2 separate regions of the Homo sapiens genome follow, and region 1 is linked to region 2. A link is a loop called in an ENCODE intact Hi-C map of the cell type or tissue named here. Cell type or tissue: Calu3. All regions are shown on one strand.

What was found. Peaks named below come from ENCODE experiments on the same cell type or tissue, not always from the same donor. Only the 100,000 strongest peaks of a DNase experiment are listed, where the experiment ranks them.
Region 1: a loop joins it to region 2, with 3 times the contacts of the local background. A loop is called at or near these places in 1 of 110 quality-filtered maps.

The regions. Positions count from the first base shown.
Region 1 is chr4:94,640,922-94,644,921 of GRCh38, forward strand. The region is part of intron 9 of PDLIM5 (PDZ and LIM domain 5); the gene reads left to right. Among named protein-coding and RNA genes, the nearest start is that of BMPR1B-DT, 110 kb to the right of the region's middle. In Calu3, no CTCF peak of the experiment used is centred here; a DNase peak (open chromatin) is centred at 1,780.
Region 2 is chr4:94,729,575-94,733,574 of GRCh38, forward strand. No RefSeq gene overlaps it. Among named protein-coding and RNA genes, the nearest start is that of BMPR1B-DT, 26 kb to the right of the region's middle. In Calu3, a CTCF peak has its summit at 2,444; no DNase peak of the experiment used is centred here.

The DNA.
Region 1 (4,000 bases), 89 kb before region 2:
CCTATTCATAAATGTTTTGAATGTTAGATTACGTAATGACCTGCTTCTTTAAAATACGTTTTATCCCAATCTATTTTATTGTCTCTTAAATTACAAGAAGAAAAAGTCTCAGATCTTAAGAATGCACTGTACTGCAGCTTATTGAATCTCTGAGTATTTCTGAATAAGGGGCTTTTAGAATGTTAGGTGGTGTAGGCACCAGTGCTGATTGCAGGCATCCCACCCAAAGGACCTTGTTGCACTTCGTGAGTTGCCTTGTTGGCAATAACAAATGGTCCTTTGAAGTGACTTCTCAAGCTCTCTTCTTTTTAAATTTATCCTACTTTGAAATAATTGAAACAGTGGCTTCTCTAAAGTTGAATAAGGTTAAAACTTAATTGCATTTTCATCTCTTCTATTACATAATTATAGCATAATGTTTCTAGGTAATATTTAAAATGGAGTCAGGAAACCTCAATACTTCATTTAGAGTCAAATATAAACACCCCTCTCTTTAGCCTACTATTAATTGAATAATATATGTGTCAAGAACATAGCACACAGTATGCCATTCAAAACTGAATAGTTTTTTTGTTTGTTTGTTTTAAAGGTAGTCAATGTTCATTGTGACGTTTAAAAAACATAGAAACACAGAAAACAAAAAACAAAGTTCACACATAATCCCACCTCCCAAGGTAACCTCTATTATCTGTTTTCTTTCAGACTTTTAAAACATTCACACATAAGGACAGATATTATTTTACAAAAATGGAATCCTAATACAGTATTTTGTAAGCTGCTATTTTTCCTTTAAATTGTATTTTTCAGAGTGAGCACCTGCTTAGTAAGAATTAGCCAGCAGCAGTGGTAGTAGTAATAGTGGTTATGGGGAGAAAGGGAAAATCAGTAAAGGTTTCCAAAGTCTAGAGCAGTATTCAACACACAGAAGGCATTCAGTAAATGTTTAACTGCATAGATCATGCATGACTCTAGACCCATTCATCATTTAGGCCATAATGTCAATTTGGTTAGTCATTTTCCTGAAAGTGCTAGTATGGGGTCTCTGTCTTATAGAAATATTTAAACTAATGTAAGATCTGGTATGTTGCTGCTTTATCCTAATAAAGAAAACAATGTTTTAGTACTACCTGCATTTAGCTGTTATATTTTTGGTTTAATATCGATAAAATAGAAACAAACTCTGACTTGTAACATTGCTTCTGTAAGTTACAGTACTTTGGTTGCCTAGACTGATGCTTAGGGATACTATATTCTGGATAAAAACACCTTTGTGGAGACAGGAGTCACTGCTGTTATTTGTATGCTATTGTAAGCAAGTAATTACTGGGTGAGTTAACAAAATGTCATACCACATCAGTTGCTGATTCATGTTGTGTAGTTATCAAATTCCATGATATCCTGTAATCACCACTTCCGGCACTTCTAAAAAACTTACTTAATATGGAGAAAATGTGAAGATCAAAGTAGAAATTACATTTCACCACCCCTACCTGCCTTGGTTTTAAATTTAATGCCAGGCCAGTATGCAATTTTAATGCACAGTCATCCTGCCGTGTAAAATAAATATGTATTATGCTAACATGAGTAGCCATCACTTATTGCTCCCTCATCTGTTAAATTTTATATTGTTCTGGATTATCCAGTACTTGTTATCAGTTAAGCATTAAAGCTTCATTTACTAAGGAAGTTAATAGGAATGGGGATTAGTTCATGTCAAGATCATGTAACAGTAATTAACATAGCACATTTGCCTGGTGCTCAAATGCTTAAGCAGCTTGAATCGATTGTGGTCAGTTCAGAGGCCTAGTCAAAGCATAATTCTAGTTCTTGGCCTCAGTGTCACTATTACTTAACCAAAGCAAGAAGACTTTAGATCAAGTGACATTCTCTTGGACACCTGTTTTAAAAACGAGCTGTAGTTTCAGGCTTGATACCTTCAATGCAGACTATTATACCCTAGCAAGCTTGGAGAAGTTTAAATTTATAATTTATATTGTGAGTTTTCTGTCATATAATTTATATTGTTTGTACCAATTTATATTGTTTTGTTTTATATTTACTTTTCAATATTTCGAATTTGCCAAAAACCATTTTTTATGTAAAGGCAAACTAAAGCACATTTTATGTTTTATTTTATTTTATTTATTTTTTTTTTTTCAGCAGAGTTGATTGTTTTAGAAAACCTCAGGAATCTGAATGTTAGAACTGAACTGGTTATCTCTTTATAGAGCACATTCAGTTTAAAATTCCGTAATCTTATTTGGATCTAAAGTTTAAAAATTTTTTGGTTTATTTGAATTGTGAAAAGTTTATGGATGTTTTGCCTAAATTGTATTATGGAGACATTACTTTGACTAGCTACGAATGAATAGGAAGTTACATTTTAGGAACTTCTGTTGAAGCTTTGATTAAGTTTGCTATGGGACATTTTCAGTCAAATTATGTTAGAAGCACCATTTATTTGACTCATACTTATGAATAGATTAACTGTTGGAGTGCTAGGATAATAGAGAATCATAGAAAATCAGGCAGTTGTAGCCAAAATCATATTTCAGTTTCCGTGGTAGAATGGGGTTTTGAACATTCTAGTTTATTTCTTAAGTGTTACATCTAGTGGCATTAAAATCTATTGACCATTTGTATTACATGGAGTTAACGGAACTATTTATGTTTAGCTTGACCTCTCTGTGAAAGAAATAAGGGGCTTATAGTGCTTGAATTTCTTCTTAAATATGGAATGCTTAAATAGCCACATTACTATTGTTTTGCCTTTGCCTACAGTACAGCACCAGAAAAACTATATACAGCCAATCCATTGTTTGTTCCAGTGAGAGAAAAAATTTTAACATTATTGATTTGTTTTTTGCTCAGTGATTTTCAAACCTCTCTCATAAGGAGCACCATCTCAGTTTACCAAGGAAAAACATGCATAATTTGTTGCCTGTTTTACCATTTATTTCAGTCTCTGAGCACCCCTTTATTTATAGGTTTTATTTATCATCCCCACTAATTAAGATTTTACTTGAAAATAAAAGGCCTCCTGGAAATGTATTATTAGCCCTTGTATTTAAGGAAACAACTAAAGACATTGACCAAGACTCATAAACAAGACAGAGACCAAGATTTCACTATTTACTGTTGTGAAAGATTAGAAAGAACATAAATGTGCAGCATCTATATAATGTAATTTTCAGATAATAGTTAAAGTTAAATGTGTTTTTAGCATATTCCAAATATTGCACCAAGAATTTTGCCTGAATTTTCATAACAACCCTGTGAGACAGTTGCTATGATTATTCCACTTCAAGGTTGAGAAAATTGAGGCATAGAGAAGTTACGTATTTGTTTGAAGTTGCATATGTAGTAGATAATGGAACCTGAATTTGAGTCCAGATTTGTCTAACTTTAATTTTTATTCATGCTTTTAACTACCACTACATAGGAAAATGTTTATAGTATCATATGAATATGGCAAAAATGAAATAAGGAACTCAAAAGTATGATTCCAATTTTATGTAAAGAAACTATACACCAAGATATATATTTAAGCCTGATAACAATAAAAATAGCTACTATATATTGAACTTGATTGGTATCATGCCAAGAACTTTTTTTTTTTTTTGAGATGGAATCTCCCTCTGTTGCCCAGGCTGGAGTGCAGTGGTGCGATCTCGGCTCACTGCAACCTCGGCTCACTGCAACCTCCACCTCCCAGGTTCAAGCAATTCTCCTGCCTCAGCCTCCCAAGTAGCCAGGACTACAGGCACCTGCCACCACGCCCAGCTAATTTTTTGTATTTTTAGTACAGATGGGATTTCACCATGTTAACCAGGATGGTCTTGATCTCCTGACCTCATGATCCACCTGCCTCGGCCTCCCAAAATGCTGGGATTAACAGGCGTAAGCCACCACACCCAGCCCATGCCAAGAACTTTATTAGTATTATTCTACTGGATTCCCAAAATAACTCCAGAGGATTGATATTATTCTTTTTTTTTTA
Region 2 (4,000 bases):
TGGGGCAGAAATACAAACAGGTAATTATAATACAATGTGGCACAGGCAATGATTGAAGTACATGCAAGGTGTTATTTATGAACACAGAAGAGACATTAGTCCTGTCTGAAGAGTTTAAATCAGGAAGATAACATGATCACATTTACAATCCAGCTATTTTCTTCTGGTTGTTAGGTTACTGTTTTCTGTATGACGTGCAATGGTTATAGAATGGAGAGATGATGGCAAAATCAGAAGGTCTTACTGATTGCGTTGATGTGGGAGTAAGAGTTGGGAGGAAACAAAGATGATACCCAGGGTGCTAACTTGCATGATTGAGTATATGAGAATGGCACAGATTAAGACAACAGAAATATAAATAGATTTATGTAAAAGTTAACAAAATGAGGTGGACAGGTTCAGTCTGATGTATGGGTGAGGTTTTCAGATTCTATATCCTTCAGAAAATTGAAAATACACATCTAAAGTTTAAGAAGATAATGATGCTGGAGATATGGATTTGGGGTTACTAACAGACAGCTGATACCTTGAGAAACTAGCATGTAATGAGTGGCAAAGGAAACAGGAGAAATTCAGACATATTAGAGCTGTGGTTCTTATCAGGATAGGTACTTCCTCAAAGGGGGGCATTTTTGGTTATCACAATGATTGGAAGTACTATTGGCATTTAGTATCCTTCAATGAAAAAACATTTCCATACAATTAAGAATTAATTAACATTGCACGTCTTTTGAATCTCCTGCTGGACAGTAGGTAAAAATCTGTTTATAATTAACTGAATGTGGAAGCTTACTCTATTTTATATGTAAACAGAGGATTTTATTTTCAAGGTTTCAATATACATTGATTTTTTTTCCAGTAATGTAAGTACCTGATAAATAATTGCACTTTCTTTTTTTTTTTGAGACGGAGTCTCAGTCTGTCACCCAGGCTGGAGTGCGGTGGTGTGATTTTGGCTTACTACAACCTCTGCCTGCTGGGTTCAAGTGATTGTCCTGCTTCAGCCTCCCAAGCAGCTGGAATTACAGGTGCCTGGCACCATGCCCAGCTAATTTTTGTATTTTTAGTAGAGACGGAGTTTCACCACGTTGTCCAGGCTGGTCTCGAACTCCTGACCTCAAGCTATCTACCCGTCTTGGCCACCCAAAGTACTGAGAATACAAGCATGAGCTACTGCGCCTGGCCATAATTGCACTTTTAATGTTTGAAACTTTACCAAGAGCTAATCACCATTTTGAAAAACCATATAATTGATAATATCCTTGGTATTTGAGTAACTCAACTATGTATCAATCTATATTGTAATTATCACAATTGATAGGTTCAAAGATATAGGTTCAATAACCTTAAAGATATAGGTTCAAAAAATCTGATTACAATACTTACTTATGTCTTTCAGTGTAGTTAAATCAAAGTATTTGCATGTCAAGATATGTACTAATTTTACAAATTACCTTATTTTCTTCATATTGGTTAAAACACTTTATTGTGTATTTTTAAACATATGTAATGTGAAGATACATTACTAGTTACCATAGGATCCTAAATGGGGCATCACAGGATGTAGAGTATAAAGAAGGAGTATGGTGACACACAGAGTGGATAAGCTGTCTCCAAAATCTTAAAAGGACTAAAAGCATTGTCCTTCTTTCTTAGGTGTGGCAGATATGAGATGCAATAATTTGTCCTTTATTTTTGAGGGGATAGCCTTATATGTCCTTAAAAAAAAGTCACTGTAAACTTTAAGCTCCTGAACCTTCAACCTTCATAAGGATTATTTCCCATCATCTGGAATGTATTTATCTTTTTTCTTTTTTTTTTTTTTTTTTGAGAAGACAGTCTTGTTCTGTTGCCCAGGCTGAAGTGCAATGGTGCAATATCAGCTCACTGCAACCTCCGCCTCCCAGGTTCAAGCAATTATCCTGCCTCAGCCTCCCAAGTAGTTGGGATTGCAGGCGCACACCACCACACCCAGCTAATTTTTGTATTTTTAGTAGAGATGGGGTTTCACCATGTTGGTCAGGCTGGTCTTGAACTCCTGATTCAAGTGATCCACCTGTCTTGGCCTTTCAAAGTGTTGGTATCACAGGCGTGAGCCACTGTGACAGGCCAGAGTGTATTTATCTTGCTAGGTAGAGACTTCTGCAACATCCTTAAGAAAGATTATAAGGGCCAGCCTTCAACTAGTCTTCAACAGAGAGGAGTGGGCCACTTCTTCAGGCTCAAAGGGTTCAGCAGACTCAGATTTCAGAGTTCTTGATTGCATTGACCCAGATGTTCTTAAGTCCCAGGTCCTTTCCAATCAAGGTGTGATAATCAAATCAGATTTGAGAGTACAAACTTCTGGACTTCACCCCCTTTCTAATTAAGTCTAATGTTTGATGCTTAGCTTTTTCTGCCCTCTAGCTGCAGAAGATGAACCTCTTTATACGCAGCCAAGGACAGTCTATAACTTGCACTTCTTAAGTTGGTGATTAATCACCATTGTCTTCATTGTCTTTTTTCTAATGCATCAATAATACCCAGCAACAGACATCTAATTCCATGGTCCTTAAAAGCACCACTTCCTCCATGCTTCTCAAATGCCTGAGACAATAGTATCCTTCAGAGCGTTCCTTTCCACCGGTATCCTATACTCCTTAACCTCTCATGAACAATTGAACTGCTACAGCTGCCAGGAGCTTTTGATACTCCGTCTGCTGAGCCCCTTCCAAAGCCCCACTGCAGAGCTGCCTCCTAAGAATACTTCCAGTACCAAGTCCTAGGTTGGGTTTCCTGGAAACAGATGCTGAGATGGAGGTTTGCATGTAGCAGGATTATTGATTCATGCTCCTGGAGCAGCACTTGTAAGGGAGTAAGAAAAGCATGATTGGGAAGAGGAATCAGTGGCAACAGAGACCTCTGCTGATCCCACAGAGAGCTCTGCAAGTGGGATGGCCCTTCAGAGGTGTCCTGAGTTAAAGCAGGAGAGCCTGGAGACTCAAACTCACATAAAATGGTGATTAGATATAAGCAGTCCCTGAGGATGGGACATAACCTTGGGTGAGGCAGCTACCTTTGACCAAAAATAATTCCCAGAGAGGGATGCAGTTGTGAGCCATAAACAGTCAAATTATTATTAAATTATAACCCCAGAACAGGGGAGGGGAAAGGAAGGATAGGTGCCTTGGGCCGAAGAGGGTGATCTGGGTGTGCTCCACAGCATCACTACAGTTAGGAATTTTAGAGGTACTGGGGGAGGGGATGAGAGAACAGGATTTCAAGGAAGAAGGAAAGATGAACAGACTCATGTCCCTCCTGCCCGCTTATCATTGCCACTTTCTAATTCAACCAAGATGTGGAAAAAGCATGAGCTTTGGAGTCTCACACACATGTGTTCATATTACAGTCTGAAACTTGCTAGCTGTGAGATGCTAGACACTGGTCTAGCATAAGAACTCATTAACAATGGTCATGACCATTTATGGAGTTCTTACTATATACTGGGTGCCTTCCTCAGTGCTTCACATGTACAAGCTCATTTACCTGTACTAATCCTATGAGGGAAGTATTATTACGTTTCATGTGAGGAAACTGGGCACAAAGATGTTTGAGGCCGGGCATAGTGGCTCAGGCCTGTAATCCCAGCAGTTTGGGAGGCTGAGGCGGGTGGATTGCTTGAGGCTAGGAGTTTGAGACCAGCCTGGCCAACATGGTGAAACCCCATCTCTACTAAAAATACAAACATTAGACGGGTGTGATGGTGTGCACCTGTAGTCTCAGCTACTGGGGACACTGAGGCAGAAGAATGGTTCGAACCCAGGAGGTGGAGGTTACAGTGAGCTGAGATCACGCCACTACACTCCAGCCTGGGCAACAGAGCAAGAATATGTTGCAAAAACAAACAAACAACAAAAAACCAAAGATGTTTAATACTTTGCCCAAGATTTCAAAGCCAGTAAGTGGCAGAGTTGGGGATTGGAGCCCACAAGTCATCTTCACAGCCTTAGCCTTTAACTAT